2 separate regions of the Homo sapiens genome follow, and region 2 is linked to region 1. The links are chromatin loops, found by intact Hi-C in ENCODE. Cell type or tissue: mammary epithelial cell. All regions are shown on one strand. Each heading gives the region's core, and the rest is flanking DNA. Links, peaks and the distances in the headings are about the cores only.

Region 1 (15,921 bases), core at 3,811-11,810:
AAGTCTGAGATCGAAGTTAGGAATGACTGCACTCTCCCGTGAGGCTCTAGGGGAGAATGTCTCCTTGCCTCTCCCAGCTTCTGGTGGCCCCAGCACTCCTCGGGGTTCCTCCATTTGTAGATGGGTCAGTCCCATCTGGGCCTCCGCCTGCACATGGGCTTCTCCTCCCATGTCTGTCTGTGTCCAAATTACCCTCACATATGTATATGGTTTTTTTTCATATTTATTTATTTATTTTTTCAGACAGGGTCTTGTTCTTTTGCCCAGGCTGGAGTGCAGGGGTGCTATCATGGCTCACTGCAGCCTCAACCTCACAGGCTCAAGCTATCCTCCCACCTCAGCCTCCCAAGTAGCTGGGACCACAGGTACATGCCACCACACCCAGCTAATTTTTTAATTTTTTGTAGAGACAGGGTTTTACCATGTTGCCCAGGCTGGCCTCGAACTGTTGGGCTCAAGTGGTCCTCCCACCTCAGCCTCCCAAAGTGCTGAGATTACAGGCATGAGCCACCGCACCCGGCCTCCTCCTTTTATAAAGGGATTCATCAGTCAGTGAATTTAAGGCCCACCGAATCCCGTATAACCTCATCTTACCTTGATTATATCTATAAAGACTTTATTTTCCAATAAGGTCACTGGGGGTTAGGACTTGAGCATATCTTTTTGGGGGACACAATTCTACCCATTCCAAATGTTAATTCGTTTATTTAATTTATCTTTTAAAAATCTTTTTTCCTGCCCCACTAGGATATAAGCTCCATGGAGGCCAACTTGGTCCTTTTTCCCTGGTCTAGCTCCAGTGTCAAGGGCAGTGTTTGAGACAAAAAAGTTGTTCAAAACCAGTTCATTGTGCCAGGCACAGTGGTTCACGCCTGTAATCCCAACACTTTGGGAGGCTGAGGCGGGTGGATCACGAGGTCAGGAGCTTGAGACCAGCCTGACCAACATGGTGAAACCCCATGTCTTCTAAAAATACAAAAATTAGCCTGGCGTGGTGGCGCACACCTGTAGTCCCAGCTACTCAGGAGGCTGAGGCAGGAGAATTGCTTGAACCCAGGAGGCAGAGGTTGCAGTAAGCTGAGATTGCGCCACTGCACTCTAGCCTGGGCGACGGAGCGAGACTCCGTGTCAGAAAAGAAAAAAACAAAAAAAGAATTTTAAACTCTGACTCAAATATCGAGATGAACGTTCTGGCATCGACACATGTCCAGCACTACTCTCACCTCCACAGTTTGGGACGAGTGCCCTAGAAAACAGCAGTGACCTTGTAAAAACCCTGGAAGAAAAGCTTCACCTAGGGAGTGTCACAAAGTTTCAGCCAGAACAAAAAATAGCTTGTAGCAGTCAATGCATTATTATTAGCCTTTCATGAGCAAGCATTGGTCACAGAGATTTTGTGTTTGAAAATGGCAAAATGTGCCTGTATCCAAAAGAAATGAAACCTGCAGAGAGGTTTTATGTCTGCACTTGATCAGTATTAATATGGAAAAAATAATAAACTTCTTTTTACATGTCACATTCTGGTTGACTGCAGGGATCCCAGAAACATTGCTATTAACACAATTCTTACAAGTGTTGGCCTCTCCACTGAGCCCCACCCATAGTGAAGTGCCATTATCTGCTCTTTTCTTCTCCTGAGATTCTTCACATTACGGCTCAAAGCGCTGATCTGCCAATCTCATCAACAGGCTGGATGCAGTTCAGAACAGAGGAAGTAGCTATTTAATTGGTCACAGTTCTCAACTAGCACCACTCAAGTTTAATAACATTTATACTATCTCCAGTTCTTTTTTTAAAATTAAAATGAATTTTTTTTTGAGACAGAGTCTTGCTGTGTTGTTCAGGCTGGAATGCAGTGGCACGATCTCAGCTCACTACAGCATCTGTCTCCTGGGCTCAAGCCGTCCTCCCATCTCAGCCTCCCAAATAGCTGGGACTACAGGCATGCACCACCATACCAAGGTAATTTTTGTATTTTTGGTAGAGACAGGGTTTCGGCATGTTGCCCATGCTGGTCTTGAACTCCTGAGATCAAGCAGTCCTCCTGCTTTGGCCTCCCGAAGTACTGGGATTACAAGAATGAGCCATGGCCTCCGGCCTCCAGTTCTTGTGAGGACATTGGAATATAACTGTTTTTTTGTTTGTTTTTCCTTCTGGGGCTTGGGGGATTTCTCTGGTGAAACCACCTTGAAATACAGAAGGCAGCAGAACCTGGAGATTTTGAAAACAGACGTGGTTCAGAACCCTCTTCATGTCCTTTACTAGGTGTGTGACCTTGGGCAAGACACTGAACCACTATGAACCTCAGTCTCCTCATTTGTAAAATGAGAACTAATATTTGCTTGTCAGTTTAAGCTAGGGATTAAATGAGATATTATAAGTGAAGTTCCTAGTCTAGTGTTTGTAAAGGGATCAAGCCATTTTTTATTTTTGATTTAGGGGTGGGCCTGGAGGAAGTGAGGGTGAGGATATTACTGCTTTGAATGTTGTTTGGAATCGATTCATTAGAATTATGCAAGTTGAGCTGGCATTGCAGTTTACTCTTTGTTTTAAACCTCTTCAGCAAATACAAGGAGCATGAAAAAAGGCAGTAAGAGGTATATTTGGAATAATACGGAATTGCAAAATGGTAGCTATTTCTTGCCTTTCATGTCGTTTAGTGTCCCAGGGTCTGGGACTTAAGTGCCTCAGGAAGGACTCTAATGTGTCTTGGGTGTAGATACTTTCTCCCTCCATACCTCCTATACTTCTACCAGATAATTCACTTTATGTTTTTACTTTTTATTTATTTATTTTTGAGACTGAGTCTCACTCTGTCGCCCAGGCTGGAGTGCAGTGGTGCGATCTCGGCTCACAGCAACTTCCACCTTTTTGGTTCAAGCAATTTTCCTACCTGAGCCTCTCAAGTAGCCAGGACTACAGGTGCATGCCACCATGCCTGGCTAATTTTTGTATTAACTACAGGCATGAGCCACCATGACTGGCCTCGTGATAATTAACTTTAGTATTAAAGTTATAAATGGATAACCAAAGTGCATATTAAAACTTCTTAAAAGTAGCATTGGTGATTACTGCAAATTATTGACGCTGTGGAGTGTAGCGTTAATGTGATACCCTACCTTGTTTTAGCCTGATTGACTGTCACTTAGCTGAGAGAGCCAGACAGACTCCGTTTTCGTTTCTTCACTTGCAGCCCCTTATCCTCCTCCCTTAAGGACATAACTGGTACAAGCTGACTCCAAGCACATCCAGGCATCCAGGAATGCACTTACTGATAAGATACTGAGGCAAGCTGTACCAGCAGCTCCTGGGAACTCGCTCGGTTGATGGTACCCAAAGCCCCTGCATTTATCTCTTTGTGATAGTTTAAGCCCCTGCACCTGGAACTGTTTATTTTTCTGTAACTGTTTCTGTAACCATTTATCTTTTAACTTTTTGCCTGTTCTGCTTCTGTGAAATTGCTTCAGCTAGGCTCCCCCTCCCCTTTTTAAACCAAGATATAAAAGGAAATCTAGCCCCTTCTTCGAGGCCGACAGAGTTTTTGAGCTCTAGCCGTCTCTCGGTCGCCGGCAGTAAAGGACTCCTGAATTAGTCTCAGAGTGTGGCGTTTCTCTATAACTCACTCGGTTACGACATTAAGACTATGATCCAATGCCAGCTCCCACCCTTACTGGCTGTGTGTCAAGGGTCCAGTCACTCTACCTCTCTGAGCTGCAATGTGCTCATCTGTAAGACAGGAATCATAATAAGATCCACCCCCTAATTAGATGAGTTTGCATGTGAGAAGTACCTAGAAGAGTATCTGACATGGAATGGGCACGTTGCAAATGTAAGCCCTCATTTTGGCTAAGGCTTTTCCCATTGCTATCGAAAAGTCTTTTGTGCCTCTTGAGTATGTTTTTCCACGATCACTTATTTTGCTTACTGTTCATCTGGATGGAAATTTTAGACGCAAACAAGGGGGGCAGTAGTCTAAACACATCCCTCAAAAATCAGAAACTGGAACTGAGTTTGCAATAGGCAATTTTCTTGACTTTTGCCATAAGCACCATCGGATAGAATCGTTACGGAATAGAATCATGACTTGAGAGAAATTTAATCTTTTGGGGTGTGGGAGCTACAACCTTAGACATTTCTTTGGATGTGAGGAGTGAGATTGATACCACGGTCAGGTCCCTGAGCCCAAGCTAAGCCATCGTATCCCCTGTGACCTGCACGTATATATCCAGATGGCCTGAAGCAACTGAAGAGCCACAAAAGAAGTGAAAATAGCCTTAACTGATGACATTCCACCATTGTGATTTGTTCCTGCCCCACCCTAACTGATACACATATTCTCCCCCGCCCTTAAGAAGGTACTTTGTAATATTCTCCCCGCCCTTAAGAATATACTTTGTACGCCTATCCTAAACCTAAAGAACTAGTTATAATCCCACCAGCCTTTGCTGACTCCATTTTGGACTCAGCCCACCTGCACCCAGGTGAAATAAACAGCCTTGTTGCTCACACAAAGCCTGTTTGATGGACTCTCTTCACACGGACGCGTGTGACAGTCACCTCTATGGAGGATGTTTGCTTCACCGCTTTACTGCACACAAAATGGCACCAGAGATTGCTATATTTCTTTTTAAAAAATAGAGTCTACTTGGTCAAGAATGCTTTTGCTTTTTCATCTCTTAGGGCTCATTTTGGAGCTGAATTAAATGTTTTAAATGAGGTCAGGCATGGTGGCTCACGCCTGCAATCCTAGCACTTTGGGAGGCTGAGGAGGGCAGATCACTTGAGGTCAGGAGTTCAAGACCAGCCTGGCCAACATGGTGAAACCTTGTCTCTACTAAAAATACAAAAATTAGCCAGGCGTGTTGGCATATGCCTGTAATCCCAGCTACCGGGAAGGCTGAGGCAAGAGAATTGCTTGAACCTGGGAGGCAGGGGTTGCAGTGGGCCAAGATCGAGCCACTGCACTCCACCCTGGGCAACAGAGCAAGACTCTGATTTAAAAAAAAAATGTTTTAAATTAATGAAGCCCCCGTGAAACTCAGATCCCAGAAATGTGTCCTGTCATCGTCCTTGCCTTCTGAGTCACTCACTTTTGCTTTACCATTCTGGGAAAGGGCTACATTTTCCAAAGTATATTTGTATATTTTTAAAATTTTTTTATTTTTTATTTTTGTCTCTTTACTTTTTTTCTAAAGCACATCTGTAGGGCTCTAGTCCTAGGGATCTGTGTAGTGCAGTGGTCCATAGAGCTTGGAAAACACTGGGTGAAACTCAGCTAAGCTGACTTCTGTAATTAACAAGTTTACTCATGTAAATATTCAGTTAATTTATTCATTTATTGTAGGGTCCAGTCCTACGGGGCTTATTGGGTGTTCTCCCCGTGTGTGGAGACGAGAGATGATAAGAAATAAAGACACCAGACAAAGAAGTAAAGAGAAAAACAGCTGGGCCTGGGGGACCACTACCACCAAGACGCAGAGACCAGTAGTGGCTCCAAATGGCTGGGCGGGCTGATATTTATTCTATATAAGACAAGGGGCAGGGTAAGGAGGGTGAGTTGTCCGAGTGATTGATAAGGTCAAGCAAGTCACATGATCATGGGACAGGGGGCCCTTCCCTTTTAGGTAGCTGAAGCAGAGAGAGAAGGCAGCATACATCTGCATTTTCTTCTATGCACTTATCAGAAAGATCAAAGACTTTAAGACTTTCACTGTTTCTTCTACTGCTATCTTCTAAGAACTTCAAAGAGGAACCAGGAGTACAGGAGGAACATGAAAGTGGACAGGGAGCATGACCACTGAAGCACAGCACCACAGGGAGGGGTTTAGGCCTCCAGATGACTGTGGGCAGGCCTGGATAATATCCAACCTCCCACAAGAAGGTGGTGGAGCAGAGTGTTCCCTGAGTCCTCCAAGTAAAGCGAGACTCCCTTTCATGGTCTGCTAAGTCACGGGTGCTTTCCCAGGCACTGGCATTACCGCTTGACCAAGGAGCCCTCAAGCGGCCCTTATGCAGGCGTGACAGAGGGCTCACCTCTTGCCTTCTTGGTCACTTCTCACAATGTCTCTTCAGCACCTGACCCTATCCCCGCTGGTTATTCCTTTGTTATATCAGTAATTAAACAAACAGTAATATTAAAGGCTAATGATTAATAATGGTTATACTAATGATTGATAATGTCCATGATCATCTCTATATCTAATTTCTATTATAACTATTCTAATTGTAACTATTTTCTTCATTATACTGAAACAGTTTGTGCCTTCAGTCTCTTGCCTCGGCACCTGGGTAATCCTCTGCCCACAATTTATCACGTTCTTATTGAGTGTTCCTCAGCATTATGCTAGGAAGGGGGATACTGTAGTGAGTTAGACTTCACTCCTCATTTCCCAGAGCTTCAAATCGAGTAATGATGACTGCAGGCCTTCTTGGAGTCTTAATTAACTGAGTATACCTAATTTGCTCAAAAAGGAATTGGGTGTCCTGCATTTTCTGGCCTGAAAACCTTTTTAAATAAAACTACTTTTTGAGTTCATTATTCCTTGGAACACATCTTCGGGGAATTCTTGAGTTAGGCTGTAGTTGCTAACACTGAGGTTACCATAACCATTACTATCCCTTGTGTCCTCAGAGGCCTGGTGTTCATTGAGTGTTTACCTTGTGGCCTTCGCATTTGTCATTGTATTTATTATTTATTTTTATATTTTGAGATGGAATCTTGCTCTGTCACCCAGGCTGGACTGTAGTAGCACGATTTCGGCTCACTGCAACATCCATCTCCTGGGTTCAAGCAATTCTTGTGCCTCAGCCTCCTGAGTAGCTAGGATTACAGGGACCCGCCACCATGCCCAGCTAATTTTTAAATTTTTAGTAGAGACAGGGTTTCAACACGTTGGCCAGGCTGGTCTCAAACTCCTGACCTCAGGTGATCCTCCCGCCTCAGCCTCTCAAAGTGCTGGGATTACAGGCATGAGCCACCGGGCCCAGCCTTGTATTTATTTTTATTATTTATTAATTTATTATTTCTATTTTTAGAGACAAGGGCTTCCTCTGTTGCCCGGGCTAGAGTGCAGTGAATGATCATAGCTCACTGTAACCTTGAGCTCCTGGCTCAGGCGATCCTCCCGCCTCAGTCTCCTGTGTAGCTGGGATTACAGGTGCACCACCACACTTGGCTAATTTTTTTTGTTGTTGTTTTCTGTAGAGATAGGGTCTTGCTATGTAGCTCAGGCTGGTCTAAAACTCCTGGGCTCACACAGTCCTCCTGCCTCAGCCTCCCAAAGGGCTGGGATTACAGGCGTGCATCACTGTGCCTGGCTGGATCACTGTGTTTCATTCTTACACTGATGCTGATGTCAATACTTTTTAAAAATCCCTTCTTGATACATGAGAAAATGGAGGCATAGAGGAGTGACGTAGTCTGCCCAAGATCACCTACTTGGGAAGTGGCAGAGCCCAGATTTGGATCCTGCTAGAGCCTGCAGAACCCCTTTAACCCAATGGTTTGCCACTGAGGGTGATTTTGCTCCCACGGGTCAGCTGGCAATGTCAGGAGACATTTTTGCTTGTCACTAGTTGAGATGGAGGTGCATTGGCATCTTGTGAGTAGAAACCAAGGACGCTGCTAAACACCCTAACATGCACAGAACAACCTCCCACAACACAGAATTACCAGCCCCAAATGTCAACAGTTCCAAGGTTGAGAAACCCTGCTTCAGCTAATCATTACACGGGTTTTAGTTCTATGAGTACCCCACAATTCATTAGGGAGACAGGACAAAGGCATACATGAATTCTAGTACAAGGAAGAGGCATGCTACAGAAAGGGTATAAATCATCCTTATGGCCCTCATTAGACCTTTTAATTTCCTTATAAGCCCTTTATTGCCACGGCTAATCCTTGCTAACCCTGCTCAGGGCTGTTTTCAGCAGAGGAAAGTTACCGAGCCCGTCCCCGCCCCCCGCCCCGCTTGACGTCTGGCGCCTCCTGGTGGCCTCAGGAGAAACTCCATCTTCCTCAGATACCCCACAAAGTCCTTCCCCTTCACCTGCCCCAACTCCAACCTCAGCCGCATCTCCCTGGGGCCCCTCGGCATCCTGATATAGTCACTGCCTCCCGTTGGTGGTCACCTACTGGCCGCAGCCCGGGACCTCTCACAGGAGCTGCCCTCTCTGCCTGTGAGTTTCTCCATTCTTTTTTTTTTTTCCCAGCTTTTGCACTGGGTACACTTTTTTTTTTTAAACTCTCCACTATGTTAATGAGGACCATTTTTCTTCTGCTTTGCAAACCCTGCTCACCCCTTCAGACGATGCTTAAAGACCCTCTCCTCCTGGACATCTTTCTGATTCTCCCAGAAAAAGTGAATGGCAGGGTCTTTTGTGCTTTCAGGCCTGGGATTTATGGTTAGGTTATAACTTACTAATTTATGTCTCTTTGTTCGTCCATCTGTGTGTCTGTCCCTCCACCTGTGGCTTCTAAGCCTGACTACAAAATGTCCTGGAGGGATTGCTAAAAACAAAGAAAGAAACAAGCAAGCAAACGATCTCCATCACTACAGGCATTTGCGTATATTTTTACATTCCCAGGGGGTTCTGAAGTACCCTAACATCTGAAAACAGCTCTGTATTGTTGCTCTTCCTTGTTCAGATCTGGCTGAAATGTCACCTCCTAAAAGAAGTGTTCCCTGACCTTTTGTAGTATTAATGACAAGGTTGGAAGAGGTGGCTCGAGGATTTATCACTGGAGGCTTTGAATGCCAGGTTAGGCAAGACAACGGGACATGGCTCTGTGGGCTTCTTAGGGTTTTTACCAGAGGGAGGGAGGTGATTCCTGGTGAGTGTTGGCAGTGTTAGTCCAGCAGGTTGGTGCAAGATGGGTGCAGGAGAGGTGAGGGCTAGATGTGGGGAGTTCCTACTAAGAGTTCTTGTAGCAACTTGGGAATGAGGAAACCGGGGCTTGGGCTGGCTTGAAGGCTGTGAGCATGGAGCTTCGGGGAGAGGAGAGAAGGGGACAATGTCAACACGTCTTAGACAGGTCCAGGCACTGATTAGCTATGGGGATGGCTGTGATGAATGAGTCAGACATGGCACTCAGAGTTCTAGCCTTGGCACCAGAAGGCTGGTGCTACTGCCAGAGGTAGAAAAGGCAGGGGAGAGCTCCTCTCCTGAGGGTAGATGATGGATCAACACTGGGACCCACTGAGTTTGAGATCCTAAGAGGATCATCTAAGAGTGGACTGAGAGGAAGGTCAAAAGAGGGGAAACTAGAGAGGAATCCCTGGAAACACACGATGCCTCATTTCCTGAGTTCAAGAAATAGCTCTTCCGGCATCTCCTACGTGCAGGCCCCCACGCCAAGTGTGCGGGTGAAGTGATGGATTAAACGGGTGTGATTCTTGCCCTCATGGAACTTCCCCTGTAGTGAGGGAGAGAGAGGAAAGAAATGTACCAAATATTTTCCAAAATTAATAATGGCTGGGCGCAGTGGCTCACACCTGTAATCCCAGCACTTTGGAAGGCGGAGGTGGGAGGATTACTTGAGGCCAGGAGTTTGAGACCAGCCTGGGCAACATAGACCTCGCTAACAATAAAAAATATTGGCCGGGCGTGGTGGCTCATGCCTGTAATCCTAGCACTTTGGGAGGGTGAGGCAGGCGGATTGCCTGAGCTCAGGAGTTCAAGACCAACCTGGGCAACATGGTGAAACCCCACCTCTACTAAAATACAAAAAATTAGCCGGGCTTGGCGGCGTGCGCCTGTAGTCCCAGCTACTTGGGAGGCTGAGGCAGGAGAATTGCTTGAACCCGGGAGGCGGAGGTTGCAGTGAGCTGAGATTGCATTGCTGTACTCTAGCCTGGGTGACAGAGCGAGACTCCGTCTCAAAAAAAAAAAAAAAAAAAAAGCCAGGCATGGTGGTCTGTGTCTGCAGGCTAAGGTGGGAGGATTGCTTGAATCCAGGAGGCAGAGGTTGCAGTGAGCCGAGATTGTGCCACTGCACTCCAGCCTGGGTAAGCGAGACTCTGTGTCAAAAATAAATAAATAAAATAAAATGTTAGCCAGGTGTGGTGTCATGCACCTGTAGTCATGAGTCTCCTGAGGTGGGAAAATCCCTTGAGCCCAGGGGTTCGAGGCTGCAGTGAGCCATGATTGTGCCACTGCACTCGAGCCTGGGTGACATAGCGAGATCCTATTTCTTTTTTGAGACAGAGTCTCAGTCTGTCACCTAGGCTGCAGTGCAGTGGCACGATCTTGGCTCACTGCAACCTCTGCCTCCTGGGTTTGAGAGATTCTCCTGCCCTAGCCTTCCGAGTAGCTGGGATCACAGGCACCTGCCATCATGCCTGGCTAATTTTTGTATTTTTAGTACAGATGGGGTTTCACCATGTTGGCCAGTCTGGTCTCAAACTCCTGACTTCAAGTGATCCTCCTACTTTGACCTCCCAAAGTGCTGGGATTACAGGAGTGAGCTGGGATTACAGGAGTGAGCCACCACACCTGGCAAGACCCTGTCTTAAAACAATAATAATAATAATAATAATAATAATTGCTCTGAAAGAAACCAAGATAAAGAAAAAAAATGTATCTTAAGTTCCGTTCCCTAGAGGCAGTCTGAGATGGCAACTGTTGTGCCAGTGATTTTTTGAGGGGCTGCTCTCAGTGAAAGGAAAGTCAGAGAAGCCAGGTAGTTAATCCTTTAGAGAAGGTTTCAGGTATGAGCCCTAAGTAGCTGATACCTACAGCAGTTGGGGGTGGGTCCACTGGCCTGGTGACAAGGATCTGAGTGGGACATTGACAGTATCTCCTCCCTTGTGGTAAGGGAAGGCCTGAGGAGGTGGCATTGAAGCTGAGACCTGAAGGATGGGAAGGAGAGAAAACCTGAGGCACGTGGTTGATGGACAGAAGGCAGTGCTCTGCATTCCAAGTGGAGGGGGTGGCACCGCACTAGTCCTGATGTGGAAGCAAGCTTGATGTATTCGATATTAAATTTTAAATGAAATTATTTAGGTATTAGACATTACATTTTAAAGGAAATTATTTAATTTAGGTATTAGACATTAAATTTTAAATGAAATTATTTAATTTAGTACATTAAATAATTTACTCTTTATATTTTAATTATTTAAAATGAAATTTAATATTAAAGAAAGCCAGGGTGGCTGGGATTTCTGAACCAAGGGAAGCGTAACCCAACATGAGATCAGAGCATCGCCAGGGACTTGTAAACATCGTGCAGAGCCTGGATTTTATGCTAAGGGCAACGAGAAACCTTTGAAGAGGTTTTAGGCGAGCAGCTGCCGAGATCTAATTTATGTTTCAAGATCATTCTGGCTGCTGTGCAGAAAATAGAGTAGGGTGAGGCAGTCATGCAAACCACAGTGCTAAACACTTCACAGGCATTCACGCAAATCCCACGGTGATCCTCGTTTTCCAAGGGGTAACTGAGACCCAGCGAGGGTAAGCTATCTGCCCAAAGACACACAGCTAACAAGGCAGCAGAACTAGGATTAAAAAAAAAAAAAATTCATTTTTAGAGACAGGATCTCACTCTGTCACCCAGGCTGAAGTGCAGTGGTGGGACCATAGCTCACTGCAGCCTTGAATTCCTGGGCTCAAACCATCCTTCCACCTCAGCCTCCTGAGAAGCCAGGACTACAGGCGAGGCCACCATGCCGTGCTAATTTCATTTACATTTTTTCATAGACACAGGGGTCTCGCTATGTTCCCAGGCTCGTATCAAACTCCTGGGCTCAAGTGATCCTCCTGCCTCAGCCTCCCAAGTAGTTAGGACCACGGCTGTCACCATGCCCGGCTAATTTCATTTTAATGTTTTGTAGAGATGGGGTCTCGCAGAGATAGTTAGGGTTAGGGTTAGGTTAGGGTTAGGGTCTCGCAGCAAGACCCATCTCAACGAAAAATTTAAATGAAATTAGCAGGGCCAATTGGCCTCCTGGATTGCTTAAGCCCAGGATTTTTTGTATTTAAAAGAAATTTAATTTAATGAAATTTAAAGGCAAACAATTTAAAGGTTGGTGTCGAACTCTTGGGCTCAAGCAATCCTGCCTCAACTTCCTAAAGTGCTGAGATTATAGGCTGAGCCACTGCACCTGGCCAGGAGCTGGGAACGGATTGCAGGCCACCGAAGCTGCAGTCTGAGCCCCCACTGTAGGAGCTCACCGCCTCCTTCAGGGTCCGCCTGCTCCCCTTCAAGGCCAGCAACGTTCTGCACAGGGCAAGAGCTCCATAAATGCTCTTTGGGCGGAAAGGTGTGGGAGTGAGAGAATCTGGACAGGAAGGGCCCACAATGGAGTGGGGAAGGCACCGAGGGGAGCAGGCAGGGTCCGAGGAGGAGGGAGTTAGCGGAGGGAGTGCTGGTGGGGTGGTGGTCATGAAAATCAGACGTTCCCAAGCGACACACCCGGACCAGACCGTAGAGAAGATGCTGGACTTGGTGCGTGGGAATCATCAGCGACCCCGGCTAGGGCAGCTTCGGGCAGCGTAGGGAGGAAGCCAGATTGCAACGGATTAAGGAGTGAGGGGGTGGCGAGATTTGCTGTCCTGATTCAGCCGCCGCGGCGGCAGCCCGGGCTGGCTCTCCTCCCACAGGTGCGGGCTCCACATGCGACGGGAACACGTGTGCCCACTCGTGCCACAGGCATGCAGGTGGGTGGAGGGGGCGGCTGGGGAGGACTGAGGCCCGGGAGTGCGGACAGCCGGGGTGCACAGCCTGAAACGGAGAGCAGAGGGCTGTGGGCTGCCGCGGGACCACGCGCACAAGACCCCACGCGTGGGCTCCGCCTGGGGGGAGTGAAACAGAGCGGAAGGGGTTTGCTTGGGTGCTGGGATGCTTCTCTGTGGAGGTGGCAGAGAGAAGGAGGGAGTGAAATGAGAGAGAAAATGGTGAGCTGGGCAAAGAGGCCAGCCCCGTGTGGTTTTTGGAAAGGACATAGTAGGCCTGGCATGGTGGTGCACGCCTGTGATCCCAGTGCTTTGGGAGGCGTAAGCGGGAGGATCGCTTGAGCTCTGGAGTTCGAGGCCAGCCTGGGCAACATTGTGAGACCTTGTCTCTACTAAAAATTAAAAAAAAAAAAAAAAATGAAAAGCTTGCAGTAGAAGTAGTAATGAACAACAGCTGCCATTTATTGAGGGCCTGCTCTGTGCCCAGCGCTGTGCAAAGTAGGCTTAATCGTCCTGAGACTCTCACTCTGATGAAGAACATGTTAATGGTATCATCATCATGTTGTGGATGAGGACACCGAGCCTCAGGTTAAGTGACTTGCCCAAGGAGTGCTAGAATGGAACTTGGGCTGGACAGACCCAAAGCTCCTGCCCCTAACCCCTTTTTGGTGCTTCTGTCTACACCTTCCTGGAAGGGGGTGACACGTGGGGTTTTGAGTTAGTCAGACCTGTGTACCAGCCACTGCCCTGTGACTTTGGGTCATTTCCACCCCAGAGGGTTCAGTTTCCTTTTTTGCAAAGCAGGGATACGGAGAAACTTTGGGAAGGCTGAGGTGAGAAGCATCTAGATAAGGGCAATTCATTCGTTCATCCGTTCATTTGTTCGTTTAGCCACAGGTGTATTGAGCACCTGCTGTGTGCCTGATGCTATGCTATGGGAATCGATAGTCATGAGCTAGATGGGGTCTGTGATTTCATGGAGCTTAAATCCAGGGGAGAGATATGGATAATAAATGAGTAAATAAATTTACTAGGTAATTCTGGATCATAGTAGATGTTACAAAGGAGAAAATGCAGTGTAATGAGAGAGAGCGAGCATGATGGCTGAGGGCCTCTGCAAACTTATCCGCACAGCAAATGGCAGTAGCCAGTATGATGCTCCAATTTCTGCTCCAAACAGAAGGTTCCAGAAACCTTAGCCAAAAGATGCCTGGAATCACTGGGGAACCCAATCAAAAGGTGGATACCTGCGTATTTGGAATAAGACTCCCTGCCTTTCTGTTGGTTGTGTTATCCTTGGTGTGAAGAAACAGAGGCTCAAAGAGGTTAAGCAACCTGCCTGAAGTCACAGAGCTAATAAATGACGGGACCGGGATTTGAACCTGAACAACTGGATTCAGGAACCTGTACACTTCATCAGTAGGCTGCTGGAGAGTGCAGACACTTTTTGTTAAAATGCAAACACCAACCCTGGGAAGAGTAACACACAGGCTCTTTGTTGCTGTTACATGGAATTTCCGTGTATGAGGGCCCTTAGAGATCATTTAGAGGAGCGAAGATCAGAGAGGTGATGTCCCTGCCCAAGGGCACACAGCCAGGCAGCCACAGAGCTGGGTTAGGAGCCTGAGGACAGATGTCTCTAGAGGGTATGGCACTGTCTGTCTCCAGCCCGAAGCTCGTTTCAGGTGGTGCTTGTCAGCTGATCACCCTGGCTCCATCAGCCATGCTGGCACTGCACAGCAGCCGGTCTTTATGGGCACGGACATTTTAATGTCCTTTATTCAGGCAAAACTCATTCCAGAATTTGAGTAACTTTGCATCTGGGGACATGTTTCACCGAGCCCCGAGTGGCTGAGTTGGCTCATGCTGGGTGACAATGACTCACTTTTATTGCCCCGTTGCTTTTGAGCCTGTGCCCGCCACAGATAACCTTGCAGGAGGCTGCAGCTGCCCTGGAGGTAGCAGCTCTCCAATGCTCCCCCTCGCCTAGTTAGCAGCGAAGGTGCTGTGCAGGCTTCCCCTCCTGCCCTTCTCAGCTTCCCCCCTACCCACCTCTCTCTTCTGGTTTCTGCAATCTATCCCCTTGGGGAAGGAAACCTGCCACCATTTGGGCCCAGGATGAGTAATTGGTACTTAGAAGGAAAATAAAGATGCCAAACAGGTCTACACGTTTGTCTGAGTGGCTCTGGTGTTCTTTCAGACCCTGATTCCACATGGCCCGGAGCACCCTGACTTGCTTTCTCAAGCCCCATTTTCCACATTCCTTCCTGGGTTGGAGATGGCCGGGACCGAGAGAGACAAAGCGGACCCCTTAGCATTGAGGCACGAGATGATGAAGCTAAGCCGACAGAAGAAAAGCTGACCCCACAGAAGGTGATGATGTAGCCCAGATATTTAAAGGCAGCTTTGATTTCAGCTGTCCTCTGGGCATCTCATGTGTCACAGCCTCATTTGTTGGGATCCTGGTTCAGACAGTGCAGTTATTACCTACAGTCATTTATTCATTCAACAAACAAGTAATGAGCACCCCAGCTCATTGTTGGAGATGCTGCAGTGGGCAGGACATGCAGGGGGCAGCTGGCATGGAATCTATGGTCCGTGGAGGGAGATAATCCTTGGATGATGATACCAATTGTTACTGAATTACAGTTGGGACAAGTGCTATGCAGAAGGGTGGGGTGTATGTAATCCCCGTCTCCCCCTCCTCCCCGTTGGGAGTCTTCAGGGAGTGCGCCTCCATCCCCACTCTTTTCTGGGCATCTCGTTGACCCTACTTCCTTTTTCTGAATTGGAGTCTCCCTCTGTCACCCAGGCTGGAGTGCAATGGCGTGATCTTGGCTCACTACAGCCTCCACCTCCTGGGCTCGATCGATTCTCCCATCTCAGCCTCTCGAGTAGCTGGGATTACAGGCATGTGCTACCACACCCAGCTAATTTTTGTATTTTTAGTAAAGACGGGGTTTCACTCTGTTGGCCAGCTGGTCTCGAACCCCTGACCTCAGGTGATCCACCTGCCTTGGCCTCCCAAAGTGCTGGGATTACAGGCGTGAGCCACCGCGGCTGGTCGACCTTACTTTCTTTAGACATGTAACAGAGACAAATGGAAATAAGACCACAGAGTGACTTAACCACAGAGCCACTCCCCAGCAGCTCTTATGCCTGGTAAGTAATCACATTTTTCTCCTGCAAGATTGTGTAACTCAGCCAGGTGCGGTGGCTCAGGCCTGTAATCCCAGCACTTTGGGA
Region 2 (15,921 bases), core at 5,137-13,136, 1.0 Mb after region 1:
AGAGAGCTGCCTCAAACCAACAGCCAGCAAAAAGCCATGATGCTCAATCATGCATCCGTAAGGAAATGGATTCTGCCAACACTCTAAATGAGGTTGGAAGCAGATCCTTCCCCAGTACAGCCTTGAGATGAAAATACCATCTGACCAACACCTTGATTGTAGCCATGTGATACCCAGAGCAGAGGACCCAGCTAAGCTATGCTCAGACTCCTGACCCACAGAAACTGTGATATAATAAGTACGGGGTTTTTTTATGCAGCCAAGATTGTGGCAACTGTTGAAACGGAATTGTTGAAAAAACAAATGATAAGGGAGAGAGGGAAAGAGAGAATGGCTGAATTAAATGAGTGAATGTGTAAATGGGTAGGTGAATGCATGAATGGAGAAATGGATGCATGGATGGGTGGATAGACGGATGGAGTGAATGTGGCAATAGACAGCTAATACTGTGCCAAACACACAGGTCTCCTTTCTGCCACTTTGATTGTGCTGTACCCCTTCATCCATCAAGGAATTCACTCAGGCTGTTATTTCTGCCAGATACAGCCTTTTCCCAGCTCTGTACAGAGCCAACTCATTCTCTTCCTTCCAACTTCAGCTCAAATACCCTTCTCAGAGATGCCCTTCCTCACCATTCAACCTAATCACCTCTTCAGCACTCTCTATGCCTCATCTGCGTCACAGAATCTAAACCAATCAGAAATTACCTTTATTTATCTGTTTCCTTGAAATTGTCTTTCTCCACTAAAATGTCACCTCCAAAAGGGAAGGGACTGTGTCTGCCTCCACTACATGTAGAACAGTTCCAGGCACTCAGTAAAGCTCAGGAAAAGACAGCCCCATCCACACACCCCAAATCTTGATGAAGTTTGCAAGCAGCTTAAAAGCAGAATTTCCAGACGCACTCCAGCACAGCACACCTGTGAATGATCCATGAACATAACAGAAGGTACTCCTGGTCCTTAGCTCTTCCTACAGCCTCCCTCTCCCTTCCCACGCACCCATTTGTATGCTCATACAGAGACTTGCCATATTATTTCCCTCCCTCACACATTCACCCTTGTGATTTAACTGTATTTGTGTGGAGTTTTGTGTTTTGTTTTGTTTTGAGATGGAGTCTCACTCTGTCACACAGGCTGGAATGCAGGGCACGATCTCAACTCACTACAACCTCCGCTTCCCAGGTTCAAGCGATTCTCCAGCCTCGGCCTCCCAAGTAGCTGGGATTGCAGGCATGCACCACCACACCTGGCTAATTTTTTGTGTTTTTAGTAGAGACAGGTTTTCACCATGTTGGCCAGGCTAGCCTTGAACACCTGACCTCAGGTGATCCACCCACCTCGGCCACCCAAAGTGCTGGGATTACAGGCATGAGCCACTGCGCCCAGCCTGTATTTGTGTATTTAACTGTAAGTTACTGCCTCATAAAAGCCAGCAGCAATTTGGAGAGGGGGAGAAGATACCCTAGAAATATGAACATAGTGTTCACCTCCTACAGTTCATCTCCACGTTGTTCTCATGTGTTAAAATGAGACAATCTACCAAGGAGAAGGGGGCATCTTGTCTGTATGTTCCTGACCATCAAATAATACAATCAAGGAGTTGCACATTAATATGAAATAAGAGCCTCAAAAATTTCCAGAAGGGTCATTAGAAATTGTTTCGCCCGCCCCTTTTAATCTAAACAGGTGTATTGTTGAGCACCAGCCCTGAGGGGCCCTCTGTACACTGCTCTGCGGACCAAAAAGTGTGGCAAATATGAGTTCCACATTCTTCTCTTGGGGGCTCATGGTGAATGTTAGTGTGGTGGTCTGGAGGCAGCAACTGGCCTCACCCCTCTGCCCCTCTGGGTTCTGAACCACCCATAAGCCAGAGGAGGAATGAAATGCTTTATTATCCCCAAATGGAGAGTTTCTGGCTTATTTGGGATGACCTATGGTAAAGGAAGGCTTTGTGTTACTTTACTAGGGAGTCTGGAATCTAGACATTGACTTCTGCTCTGACAATATATGGACTAGATATTCTAAAGGACTTCTTCACACAAGACGACTAAATCCTAAAGAAAATAAAATGTTATTAGTGGGATCACAAGAAGCAAGGGAAATCTCCAAGGGGCCAAAAAATTAAGTTGAAGCTTAAGCAGATCAGACAAACACGCATAAGGCAACATCAGTGTGGCAGTCAAGTACAAGTCTCAGGATAAGAGCAAGATGTGGGGATTGGACCCGACCCTACACTATTAATCCAGGTAGCTAAAAACAGACAGTGCCTTTGGCTCTCGCAAGGCAAAAATGCAAAATCCTCTCTAAAGGAAAGCATTTTTAATCTATGTCCTCAGTATTCTCACAGATTAAGATTGGCCCAATATAAACTCACAAATGAGCAAGCAACAAAAAATGATCAGATACACTTGAAACCAAAGAAAATCTATAAAATAGAACTATGATTATTGAAATTAGAACTCAGTAAGTATGGTTTTTCTTTTTAAAAAAAAGCAGATTATACACAGCTAAAAAGGGAAATTCATAAACTGGAAGATAGAGGGCAACACAAAGGCAAGAATAAGCAAATAAGACATTCAGAGCTGTGAAGGGCAGAATATGATATTGTAACATATATTCTAATTTGAATCCCAGAAAATAAAAGAGAGAGAATAAAAATGAGTTTATTTGAAAAGGCAAAAACTGAGAGTTTTCCAGAACTAGTAAAGACATGAATCTACAGATACAAGGGTACCATTTACACCAAACTGACTAAGTTAAAAAGAAGCCTATTCCTAGATACAATGTAGTAAAGCTATAGAACATCAAAGACAAATAGGAAGTCTTAAACCAGCAGCAGATGGAAGAAACCAGCAACAACCCTCAGCACAGATGTAACAATTAGACCATCAACAACTGGACTTTTCTTAACGGTAGCGACAAGAGTCATCAAAATTCTCTCTTCATCGGGTTGAGAAAAAGAGAACTGTCAAGCTAGAATAGCAGATCTAACAAAACTGTATCTCAAGAATAAGAGCAAAATAAGGACATTTTCAGACTTATAAAAATAAAGCTTTAACCAATAGGCCAACTAAAATAATTTCTAAAGGATGTAGTTGAGAGAGAATGAAAATGAACCCAAATAAGAAGGCCTGAGATTCAAGAAGATTAGCAAAGGGGAAAAAGGATAAAACACGTAGGTTAATCTAAAGAACCACTGTATTCATAAAATATAGCTGTCTAACAAGTAGGCTTAATAAAAAGAACTGAAGTCCTCAGCAATGAGAATGTGTCAGTTAGGAAAGAAATGGCTAGGGTTAAAGTAGTCTGAGATCTTCATATCATCAGGCATGGTGGGAAGGTGATGGCAGTCAAGATACCAACATTACAGCCTGGGCAACACAGTGAGGCCCTGTCTCCAGAAAATAAAAATAAAAAATAAATTATCCGGTTGTGGAGGTGCATGCCTGTAATCCAAAATACTCATGAGGCCGAGGTAGGAGGCTGCCTAGAGCCCTGAAGTTTGAGGCTGCAGTGAACTATGATCATGCCATGGCACTCCAGCCTGAGGGACAGCCTCTAAAATTAAAAAAAAAAAAAAAGGATACTGCATTAAAAGTTAAACTGACATTAAAAGTAAAAGATACTAACATTAAAAGTCTCATGTGCCTAGTAAAATTTCAAAGATAATAATTTAAAGAGTAAAAGCAGAGATTATAACTTCCATCTCAGGAAAGAAAAAAAAAAGTAATAAGAAAAAAACTTAATTTTTATAGACCAAAAAAGATAAATTATATATATATATATATATATATATATATATATATATATATATATAAAAATGCTGTACCAATGAAACCTCAAAAAAGTTACAACAGGAGAAACAATCCAAATAGATCAATAATCACAATAAATGTAATGGAAATAACCATCTCAGTTAAAAGAGATTATCAAATTAGATGGGACGGGGCAGGGAATCCAGCTATCTACTGTTAAAAAAAAAAAAAAGCTAAAACGTAAAAATATAGGAAGGTTTTAATATAGCAAGTAAAGGAACAGACAAAGATATTAGGTTGGTGCAAACATAATTGCATTTTCACCAACCTAATACATCAGCCAAATACTAACAAAATAAAGGTGAGTGGCCATATTAATACCAAATAAAATGGCTTTTTAGTAAAAAATATATATTAGGGAGAGAGAGTCATTGCAACATAATAAAGCATTTGCTTCTCCATGAAGACATGATTCTAAGAACATTTGCATATAGTCAAATAACTTTACAATACATACTGCAGATGCTTCCTCAGACTTCTCTACAGAGGATCTCAGCTGGCCTCACACCCTAACAAGTGTGGAGAGAAATGACTGTGGGTGGCCAGGTCAGCTGTTGGATGAAGTGTCCCCAGCCCTGGTAAAAACGGCCAAGATATGATAACTTCTCCCCATCTTTCTAGAGATATGAGTCATTCTTCTTTGCATGAGGAATAAAGAGGTCAGAGCTGAAGCGTCTTTTCCATAATCCCTTGAGAAGGCAGAAGTGTTAGATTAAGCTCCTACTTTACAGGCTGGGGACAGGAACACTGAAAAGAATAAAGAAACAATTTGTAGCTGGGTGTGGTGGCACGCCTGTCGTCCCAGCTACTTGGAAGGCTGAGACTGGAGGATTGCTTGAGCCCAGGAGATCGAGGCTGCAGTGAGCTATGATCACACCACTACACTCCAGCCTGAGTGACACACCAAGACCCTGTCCCTAAAAAGAAAAAATAAAAGAGAGAAACAATTTGAATTGAAAAGGCAGAAACCTTGACTTTGTTGAATCTAATATTCCTCTGATTTTTTTTTCTTAACACAGATCTACAAAATTTTGGCAAACAGAGACCTGATCCAGCCCTCTCCTTTCAAAGATGAGAAAACAGAAAACACACAGAGAGGTGATGTGGCTTGCCCGAAGTCACACAAATAATGTATTTGCATGTACATATAATCATTAATATTCACACGAGGACCCAAAAAAGATTGTGAAAACAAGTGAATTTAAATGTTAAAATGGCAAATTCTCCCTCAATAAAGTAAAAAGCTTCTATCGAACAGCCCCACTAAATTAAAAAATGCACTTCAATAGGTCTGCTTTCCCTCCGCAAAGGGCTAGCAAACAAGAAAGGCATAGCATGCTGTGCACGGCATCGCAATGTCAGATAGCTGCTGACTCCAGTAATTCATCATTGAATTGAAAGCATTACATACGGGAAGAGCAAAAATCTAATTCCAGCTCATTTCAATAAGAATTGATCTAAGGGTTCATTACATAAAGTAATTTTTACTAACACAACTTTGAACGCGTCCTCCAACAAGGGTTAGAATCTCTCCCATGATAGCGGGAGCCGATCAGGGGAAATCTGCATGCAGATAAATGCTGCCTGCTAAGTTGCAGATTCCTTGCGTTCAATTTAACTAAGTTGTTTTTCTTTTTTAATGTTTGCTTAATATTGGAGAGGGCTGGGAAACTGGAGTTAGGGATTATTTTTAAAAGAGATCTAGGGGCCAGACGCAGTGACTCATGCCTGTAATCCCTGAACCTTTGGAGGCAGACGCAGGAGGGTTGCTTAAGCCCAGGAATTCAAGACCAGCCTGGGCAACATAGTGAGACACTATCTCTACCAAAAAAAAAAAAAAAATTTAAAATTAGTCGGACATGGTGGCATGCTCCTATAGTCCCAGGAAGGCCGAGGTGGGAGGATTGCTTGAGCCCTGAGGTCAAGACTCCAGGGAGCTGTGATCACGCCACTGCACCCCAGCCTGGATGACAGAGTGAGATCCTGTCTCAAAAAGAGGGTGGGGGAGGGGATCTAGGATCTCAAATGCAGATTCATTTGTCTCCATGAGCTGTGCAGCCTTAACTGCACTTCTCTAACTCTAGTACTTCGTCTATAAAAATACTTATATTTCATGTGATAATTGAATAAGAAAATGGACGTAAAGTACTTCACAGAGGTTAAAGTTCCTGATGAAAGGTAGCTTTTAAAAAGCTCATAAACCGTTCACTAGTTCATGATCTCAAGACATTAATACCTACCTGGCCTGACAGCCTTTAAAAGAGTGAACGAATGTGTGTGGTATGCAATGACTGTTAGTTCCAATCTCCTCCCCTTTGAGTGGGCTTGAGTGAAATCCTCCAACATCCAAATATACCCAGGCTTGTGTCTGATTGGCCCAGCAGTGAGACTCAAATAGCTGAGTCTTCCATCAAGAACCTTAACCTCTGCTAGCTGGACCAAGATACCTGATTCCTTAAGCAAAAGAAACAATTTGTCTATCTCTTTTTTTTTCCTTTTTGAGACGGAGTCTCACTCTGTCACCCAAGCTGGAGTCCATCGGCTCAATCTTGGCTCACTGCAACCTCTGCCTCCTGGATTCAAGCGATTCTCTTGCCTCAGCCTCTCAAGTAGCTGGGATTACAGGCGCTTGCCACCACACCCGGCTAATTTTTGTATTTTTAGTAGAGATGGGGTTTCGCTATGTTGGCCAGTCTGGTCTCGAACTCCTGACCTCAGGCGATCCACTCGCCTCGGCCTCCCAAAGTGCTGGGATTAAAGGCATGAGCCACCCCACTCGGCCTCCTCTATCTCTTATTAAATAGGTTTTTCTAGGCTCAAAGAACAGACCTCTGGCTAAATTCAGAAGTTCTTAACTTTGAATACTCATTGGGGTCATCAGATGAGGGATGGGGGGCTTTGAAAAACCCTGTGCCCAAGCTGTACCCAAAACCAGTTAGATTCTCTGGGCATGGGACCCAGATGTCAGTATTTTTTAAAGCTCCCAGATGCAACAACAAAAAATAAAATAAAATAACCCAATTAAAAAATGGGCAAAGGACTTGAATAGGCATTTCTCCAAAGATGGTATATAAATGGTTCTATGTTCCTGGAACAGGGGAGCCAAGACAGGATGTGGTGGGAGGTGGGCTAGGAAGATTTAGTCCTCAGACTTCTGCCACGCACGGGTTTGAGGGCAATGGGGAGGGAGCCTTGGAACGTGTTAAGCAGATGAGTAATCTAGTCAGATTGACGTTTCTGGAAAATTACTCTCACTACAAAATAAAGAGTAGATTGGATGGTGTGTGACCAGAGGCAGAAAGACCAGTTTGGAGTCGCTGGGTGGACCCAAGGTCAAACATTTCTAGGACAGTGGTTCTTACACATGCCTGGAAATCTTCTGTAGGGCTTGCTAGAGCACAGATTGATTCAGTAGCTCTGGGCTGCAACCAAGAATTCACATTTCTAACAAGTCCCCAGGCAATGCAGGTGCTGCTGGTCTGGGAACCTGACTTTGAGAACCACTGCTCTAGGTGGTAGTGATGTTAGAAGGGGGGTTCATTTGGAAAGCAGCTTCACAGTTCTAGGCTGGTGGTTCTAGGTCAAGATTTAATGCTGGCTGCACATTAAAATCACCTGGAGAGACTGGGCCCCACCACATCCCCCTTCACTGATTCATCTGATCTTGGGTAAGGTCTAGGTGTGAGCACTGAGAAGCCTGCAAATGACTCTAGTGTGAAATCCGGGGCGAAAACCAATCCTTGCTGCTCAAAGTGTGGTCCACGGCCCAGCATCTTCAGCACTATCTGGTAATGAATGAGAGCTGCATCCCAGACCCACAGAACCAGCCTCTGCATTGTAACACAGTTTCCCAGTGGTTCCTTTGCACGTGAAAGTTTGAGAAGCATGGATGTAAATAGCATCTGGCCTGAAATGGGATTCCAGAAACAGCTGGAAGCACAGGGGAGGTGGAATCCAGCCCCCAGCATGATAACCCGGACAAGGACTCTGGGGAGAAGAGAGATTCATTCATTTATTCCAATGGACTATAATGACCTTCCCTGTGTGCTGGGCATTGTGCCAAGTGCTACAGAAATAGGAGGCAGGCACCTGGCCTCAAGGCCAATAAGACATGACAATAATAAAATGAAAGGCCAAGAGCTCTCACGATGAAGTTCTAGAGGTGCTTCTGAACGGGGGCCAGGTCAGCAACTCCAGCACCAGCTCCCTGAGAGCAAGGACCTCTCCCCAGCACACAACATGCCAGGCACCTGCCAGATTTCCATAAATGTTTGCTGAAAGAATGCCAAATTCGGTGGCACTGGAGGTGGACCTTCCAGGTGGGGAAAAATTACTATGGGCAGAAATGAGCCAGGACTTTGCAAATCGACAGACCCCCCAGGGCCAAACCAGGTTATGGTAAAGGCCAGGATGTGTGTGAGGGACCAAGTGCATGGTGCCATTTGGCTGGATCTAGATCTGGTCAGCACTCTTTCTCTGCACAGAGCCAGAGAGTAAACATTTCAGGCCTTGTGGGCCATGCAGTCTCTGTTGAAACAATTCGACTCTGCCCTGATACTGTGAAAGCAGACATAGACAATCAGTAAACACATGGGTGGCTGGATTCCAATCAAACTATCTACAAAAGCAGGCTGCAAACCAGATTTGGCCCGAAGGCCCCTGATCTAGAATAAGAGAGGAAAAAGCTGGAGATGAAGCCGCAAAGGTAACTTGGAGGTCGTTAGGAGATCACAGAAGGCCTTGGCTACCACGCAAGGGAGGGCAGACCTTGAATCAGCAGTGGGAAGCTCTATGTTGGACATTAAAGTGCAAGGGTCAGCTTGGAGGACTCCATCAGACAGAAATGTGTGAGATAAGATCAGGAGCTGGGGGAGGAGAAGTGGGGTCAGGGGGACCTTTAGGAGATTTGGGGTGGCTCCCAAAGTTCTAGACAACCAAGAGCCAGAGCAGCGGCACCCAAAGAGAAAAACTGGGGTGCAAGAGATGCTTTGGTGGCCAAGGTAGTGAGGGAAAAGGAGGGGTTGGTTGGAAACAGTGCATTTTCTGGTCACTGGGGTGATGAAGAGGATGCTGTAGGCAAAGACAGGGAAGCTGGCAGGATCTTGGGGAGTGAGGATCTGGATCTGGAAGCTCAGGGAAAGCATGTTGAGCCCAGCAAAATCCGAATCTGCGGCAGCATGAGGCCCCCCATCGACTCCCCATCGCCCCACCCTCCCACCCCAACACACCCAAGCGCAGAGGCATCTGGAGACAACATTTGGGAAAAGCAAGAGTAAAAGGTTAAAATGCAGGGCTGGACTGGCTGCTGTTGTTCCCAAAGATATGAATCTGAGAGACAGAGCTCACCCCAGGCTGGGGTGAATCCCTGCATTCGGGAGCCAGAAGGAGCTTCAGAGCAGCACTCCTCAAACCTCAATGTGTCGCAAACCCCCTAGAGAGGCTGTTAAGTAAGATTCTGCTGCAGCAGGCTGAACTAGAGGCCCAGACCTTGCAATTCCAACAAGAGCCCAGTGGTGCCGATGCTGCCAGCCCAGGACCACACTTTGAAAATCGAGACCATGAACTCATTCCTCTAACGTCTGTTGTCACCTAAACGAGGACAGTGAGGATCACTGTGCTACCATTTGGTTGAGTGACTAAAACACACTAGTCACTGGAGATACTGAGAAAATAGCAAAAGGAGCTAACATTTGAGCCCTTGCTATGAGCCAGACACCACCTAAGAAACCTCCATCTGTCACTCATCCATTCCTCGCAGGGGAAGGACCAGCCATGAGGCAGGCTTCACGAGTGCCCCCGTTCTCCAGACGATTTAATGGCCTCAGCACAAGGCAGCCACACTGCAGAGCTAGAACTCCATCGCTGCACTCAAAGAGGACAGCAACGGACCACCTAGGCAAGCTATGCGTCCTCCTAATCGAGGCAAGCTCTTCAACTACATTGGACTCAAGGCATCATGAACCTCCTAAGTGAAGTGGGCTGCAGGGATCACATATCTGCTAGCAGTAGGGACACCCACGGGGCCATGTGGCTAGGATGTTACCCATGGACAATTCTTTCGCTTTGCTTCTGAGACACTAAAGCACTAAGCCCTTAGACGAGACACTTCCACAGAGCCCATGTAATGCAAATAAATGCCCCCAAATAAAAGGGAAATAATCTGGTGCAGAATTTTGTAGCTGGTGCGTATTTGATGGGCATGATTTTCAGAAGTGGCTCCCAGCCCCTTTGTCAAGGTCCTGGGGTGCAGTTCCTGCCAGGTGTTGCGATACTACCACCTAGTGGCAATGTGGAGGTCTGCTGCGGAAGTCGAAGCGTCTAAACCCCCAAAACAACAGGGTAGGCTGCATTCTGTTAACACCAGTCTGGGCGGTGGCTGTTTTTAGCTGGGTCTCTCCTTCTGTGCCACTTTCATCATGGAAACTGGCTCTCTAGACCCAAAAAAAGCTGCGACGTGCTCTGCAAAAGCTGTTTGAGGGCCAATTTTAGCTGCATTTCTTGGAATTTGGGCTCCCAGGAGGAAGGAGGGATGTGCGGTTTCAGGAAGCTGTGCATCTTCTTCCTGGAGGCTGTTCTGGCCATGAGATCATGGATCCCTTTGGGTTCTGCACTGCACCCTGCAAAGGAGTATTTGGGTTTTATACATGGCAGCAACTGTGTCCTGGGAGAGTTTTCTTCATGTGGATCAAGAGCTTTCTTCATATGGATCATTTCATTGATGCTTACAAATAACCCTACAAAGACATTTAGAATGATGCCCATTTTACAGATGAGGAAATCAAGAGTTGGGAAAGTTAAGTGACTTGGCCAAGGTCATAGAGCTGGTACCTACCAGAGCCATGATTGCAACTCCAGAGTTTGTCCTCTACACCCAGAACCCAAACAAAGCATTAATCAAGAGTTCAAAGTCCCAGGTTCACCCACACTCTGCTGCCAATTCACTGTCTGACTTTGAGCAGGTCATTTAACCTCTCTGGGTCTCAGTCTCCTCGATGATAAAATGGGTGTGTTCCTCATAGATCCTGCTTCACAAGGTTATATGAGGATCCAAGAAGAAATCTGATATCCTTTGACTCAGTGGTTCTGTTTCCTGGCCTGGGGGACATCAGACTCCCAGAGTGTTCTACAGATTCCAGGAGATGGATGAGGATAGGCTCAGGATCGTGACACATGAAACTCTGCTCCATGAGCTGGGGACTGCCATTTGTTTGATTACCATTGTGCAAAGAGCTTAGTTAGCCCCTGGTAGGAAACTGAAGAGATGACCACCTACTATGTGTCAGGCCCTTATGCTGCGCATTGGATGTGCAAACGTAAGTGAGACATAGAGTTCATGGCCATGTGGCAGAGACTGACAGGTAGCCACGTGGACCCCTATACATTAAGGACTGTGACGGAATAAATATGGGGTGGAGGAGAGGGATATGGGATCACAGAAGGTCCCCGATCTAGCTTGACAGGATAGGCACCAGAGAAGCCTTCCTAGAAGATCTGACTCTAGTGGAGCCCACAAAGCTGTTAATCAGGTAAGAAAGGAAAGAAAAGAAGACTCTTGAGAGATCTGCAGGCCACGTGACATGCCAGTGCCCTGGAGGTCAACCTGACCCAAAGACAGAAGCTTTACCAGACTGCACCATCTCCAGAATCCTAGAAATCTCTCAAGTTCCTTCCCTTCCCGCTGCTTTCCAAAGCAACCAAGTCACTATTCACCTAATAACAAACAAACAACAACAACAACAAATTAGCCATTGTCCATGTCAGCCAAGGTCCAATTTCATGCCTTAAGATTTTGGACAGGTCATTGGAAGGCTATCCATCCCTGCTGCCACCATGCCAAGCCTCAAAATGCTAAATTAAATATAGGTAAAATGACAGGCTCACTTTTCCTATCTTTTACCTTGCTTGCAGATGGCTGTCACCTAGTCGGGGACCTGCAGGTACAACTGTTTAATATCTCACTGTTTCTTCACTGATACAATGTTGTCCTCCAGGAAATAGCCAGCAATGTCTGGAGACATGTTTGGTTGTCATAACCAGGGGGTGAGAGAGATGTTGCTACAGGCATCTGGTGGGTAGAGGCCAAGGACACTGCTCAACATCCCACAGTGCGCAGAACAGCCCCTACCACAAAGAACGATGTGGCCCAAGACACCACTAGTCCAGAGGTGGTAAAACCCTGTTGCATCCTGTTGAGCTGACCATGGAGGGCACTAAAGGAAGCCATTAGGCCACTGATGAGCATTCAGAGCCCTCCTGGATAGAGATGGAGGGAAAGGGGATGTGAAGTTTTCTATCTGACTTTATTTTTACCATATTGCATTATTCATCCATGTGGTTTTCAGTATTTTACCCCATCACTGACCATCAACACTGCCCCAATTCCTGGGAAAAATCAGATGGTACCTCAGCCCTTTCCTATTCTCCATTCATTCCACCCACGTGGACTGAGCACCTAATGCATGCCAGGCACACGATGGTGCTTAAGGCATAGCCTCTGCTCTCAGAAGCATTCAGTCTCCTGCAGAAGGCAAGTTTGGCCCCTTATGTGACTGGAGAAATAGGACACCAGGTGCCACGACTCCAGGGGCGCCACCTCTCACCTTGTAGTCTATGGGAATGGCGCCCCTGGAGGACGGCTTCAGAAAAGCAGGTGAAGTTGCCTCTGGGGTTGACCAATGTGGCAGCCTCTGAAATGCTAGAAAACAGGAAAAGGCAGATCAGTGGGGAGGGGGAGCTTTAGCTGTGCCTTAAAGGCAATGGAGGAGGACAAGGAACAGACAGGGAATAATATGGACAGATAGTGGAATGAACGGACATATGTCTAATACATACCAACAAGAGTGTCAGATACAAAACCACTACAATAGACGTTGCAATACCACTTTACAATATAAAGCTCACTCAAGACTTAATAATGTGCTAGGGGCCTTCACGAATTATCTTCCTTTGCCCACACATTAACCCTGGAAACAGATATTATTATCATCTGCAAATTGCAGATAAGGAAGGTGAGGCTTCATAATTACATATTTTACTCAAAGCTGCCCAATTCCAAGGTGGCAGAGCTGAAACTGGATTGTGAATGTTGATCATATGAACTTCATCATTCTTGTCACACCCAACTAAAAAAGAGTTGAAAAGTCAGGGGGGAAAATGCACTCAGGACACATAATATTGCTGCAAGAATGTTATTCTCTGCAAGTCCAGCTGCTGAGACTGCCTGTTGTAACCTGAGACTAGTTTTATCGATAACTGCTGAGATAAAGTGCTGCAACTCTAGGACTAATTTCATCTACTGCCATCGCCCACCAATCAAGCTTGCCAGCTCCCCAGAAACGTCTAGAGCCAATGAACATTCTCAACAAGCAATACACAACATTTCTCTTTGCCATAAAACCTCCAACTTTCTCTTTGTTCTTCAAATGTACCAAAGTCCGCCCAGTCTGTGTGCAAGCCCCAAACTGCAATTCTTTCTTCCCAAATAAAACATTAAATTAAGAAATTCATCACCACATTTTTATTTTGATTTTGCCAGAACCCATGGAGTTTAATTCCAAAAACTATATGCTTAACAGCTCCCCTATTAGCTGAGAAGAAAACTGTTCAAAAGCCCAGTAAGCAATGAGCATATGAGAGTTCAGGGAGCTAGCTGAAGCAGAAAATTTACTGGAAGAAGTAAAGAGACAGGCTCTGAAAAGCATCAAATGCTGGACTAAGCAGCCTGACCCTTGACACTGTAGAACTGGGAAGGCACATAGGTTTCCTCCTGTGATCCACCCTAGTTGATAGCTAGCTATGGGGAGAAGCAGTAAGGAGAGGAGTTTGAGGCTTGCTGTAATTGATTAGTGATGTCTGCCTTGAGTGTAGGAATGGGGGATAACAGCACACTTAGTCTACACTTGCCATTCCTGATGTGGGCAATAAGGAGCCATTACAAGTTTCTGAGCAAGGAGTGCTTTAGTAGGACTACTCAGGCTATGATATGAAGAGTAGAGACCAGAGCAGAGATAGCTGGGATTCTACGGAAAGCAGCATTTTCTTCAAAATATGGAACCTGCAAAAGGCAACCTGCTCCAACAAACTTGATCAAATATTTTTACAATTATCTCCACTCCCTGAATAGTTGTTTTAACTCTACTAACCTCATTCAAGAGTTCCACTGATGGCAAGTCCAAGGAACTCCAACAGTGCTTCCCCCCCACCAAGGAATATTCCTCATTATAATTTTGTTCTCATATAACTTTGACTAATTAGAACACTTGGGAAGGAAGGGGTGGCAGACAGGCTCAGGGAATCACGACAATAAGCAAGAAGGATTTAATCACCATCTGGTAATTCTAAATTACTATCCACAGTGTCCCAACATGGAAATGTCTTCTCCAAAAGGTGCCTTATTTGAGAGGTGTGGAGTGAGGTGGCCAGTAGCCAGAGGGCACCTCAAGGTGTCCCTCCCACAGCACACAAGCAAAAGAGCTCCTGTGCTGGTCAGAAAAAAAACCTACCATGGCAAAGTCAACTGCAAGGTATTAACAAGACAGACTAAAATCATAAAACAGAGACACAGGAATGAATCTTTATACATTCCTTCAACAAGTGCTTTTAACATCCTTACTGTGTGTCAAAGTACCTTAGAAGTGATACAGACATCTTCCCACTTTATGTTGAATCCACCCCACACCATCCATAGTGGACCATAGTGACTAATGTCTTCAGAAGCCCAGCACATCTTCCTCCATTACCCTTCTTCTAGTAACTTCTAGTAATTTCTACTCCCAATCATTGGGATGGACACATGACCCAGCCAGACCTGGCCAATCATGCTCAGTGATTGCTCCAGGAGTGGGCATACGATCCAAGCAGAGCCACACAGAGTCCTCTCCTGTGACGTTCTCTTGTAGTCAGGGTTGTGAAGGACGATGTGGAATCAGGAGCAATGGTGGCCATCTTCCCCACCACATGGACAAAGCAGAAGATGGAGCCAGGCAGAGGGAAGCAGACAGTCTCCACCTCCTTCAATTCTACAAAAGCTATCTGAGAATTCTTCCTGACTACATGAACCAATACATTTCCTCCCTTGCTGATACGGTTTGGCAATGTCCCTACCCGAATCTCATCTTGAATTGTAGCTCCCATAATTCCCATGTCATGGGAGGGACCTGGTGGAGGATAATTGAATCATGGGTGCAGTTTTCCCCATACTGTTCCCATGGTAGTGAGTAAGTCTCACGAGATCTGATGGTTTTATCAGGGGTTTCCTCTTTCGCTTGGCTCCCATTCTGTCCTGTCTGCCACCATGTAAGATGTAAGTGCCTTTCGCCCTTCACCGTGATTGTGAGGCCTCCCCAGCCACACGGAACTGTGAGTTCATAAATCTCTTTTTCTTTATAAATTACCCAGTCTCAGGTATGTCTTTATCAAGCAGCCGTGAAAACAGACTAATACGCTTGCCATGAGTTATCATCTCACCCCAGTTAAAATGGCTTATATCCAAAAGACAGGTGATAACAAATGCTGGTGAGGATGTGGAGAAAAGGGAACCCTTGTAAACTGTTGGTGGGAATGTAAACTAGTACAACCACTATGGAGAACAGTTTGGAGGTTACTCAAAATACTAGAAGTTTCCAGAAGAGTTTTGACTGATACATCATCCATGACTCACATCTCCACTTGGTATCCTCCAGGGATTGGGGAACTGATGGGGGACTCACTCTCTTGAGGTAACCCTTCTACTTTGAGGCACTTTGCCAGAAATCTCTTTCTTAGAAAAAGCCAAAATTTCCCTCATGGGTCCTCCAACCCTTGAATTCTGGTTCTGCCCTCTGGAGTTCCCCAGTCTGAATCTATGACACTGCTGTATAATATCTGCTAAACATGCATTTGCAAGATGCATGCCTTCCCCCAGGCACATCACACACACACACACACACACACACACACACACACACACTAACCCCAAGCCACCTCTTTGCTTGGATGAGCACCTGAGTTCAACCTACTGTTCTGCATTTGACATGGTATAATGGTGCATCTGCATTCAGGCAAGGCTGGATCTAGGGGAACATATGAAATAAATCATCAGGACACTATCTCACCTTTTCTTTGTT

What was found. Hi-C counts contacts between places; a loop is a spot of excess contacts. Peaks named below come from ENCODE experiments on the same cell type or tissue, not always from the same donor. Only the 100,000 strongest peaks of a DNase experiment are listed, where the experiment ranks them.
Region 2: a loop joins it to region 1, with 17 times the contacts of the local background. A loop is called at or near these places in 2 of 110 quality-filtered maps.

The regions. Positions count from the first base shown.
Region 1 is chr16:10,249,053-10,264,973 of GRCh38, reverse strand. LOC105371078 (a long non-coding RNA gene) reads left to right here and starts at 12,331. Exons shown (of 3, transcript XR_001752077.1): 1 at 12,331-12,660. RefSeq lists an enhancer at 5,656-5,705. In mammary epithelial cell, for the core only: a CTCF peak has its summit at 7,985 (motif pointing left); no DNase peak of the experiment used is centred there.
Region 2 is chr16:9,252,818-9,268,738 of GRCh38, reverse strand. No RefSeq gene overlaps it. Among named protein-coding and RNA genes, the nearest start is that of LINC02177, 95 kb to the left of the region's middle. RefSeq lists an enhancer at 9,953-10,247. In mammary epithelial cell, for the core only: CTCF peaks have their summits at 10,089 (motif pointing left) and 12,439; no DNase peak of the experiment used is centred there.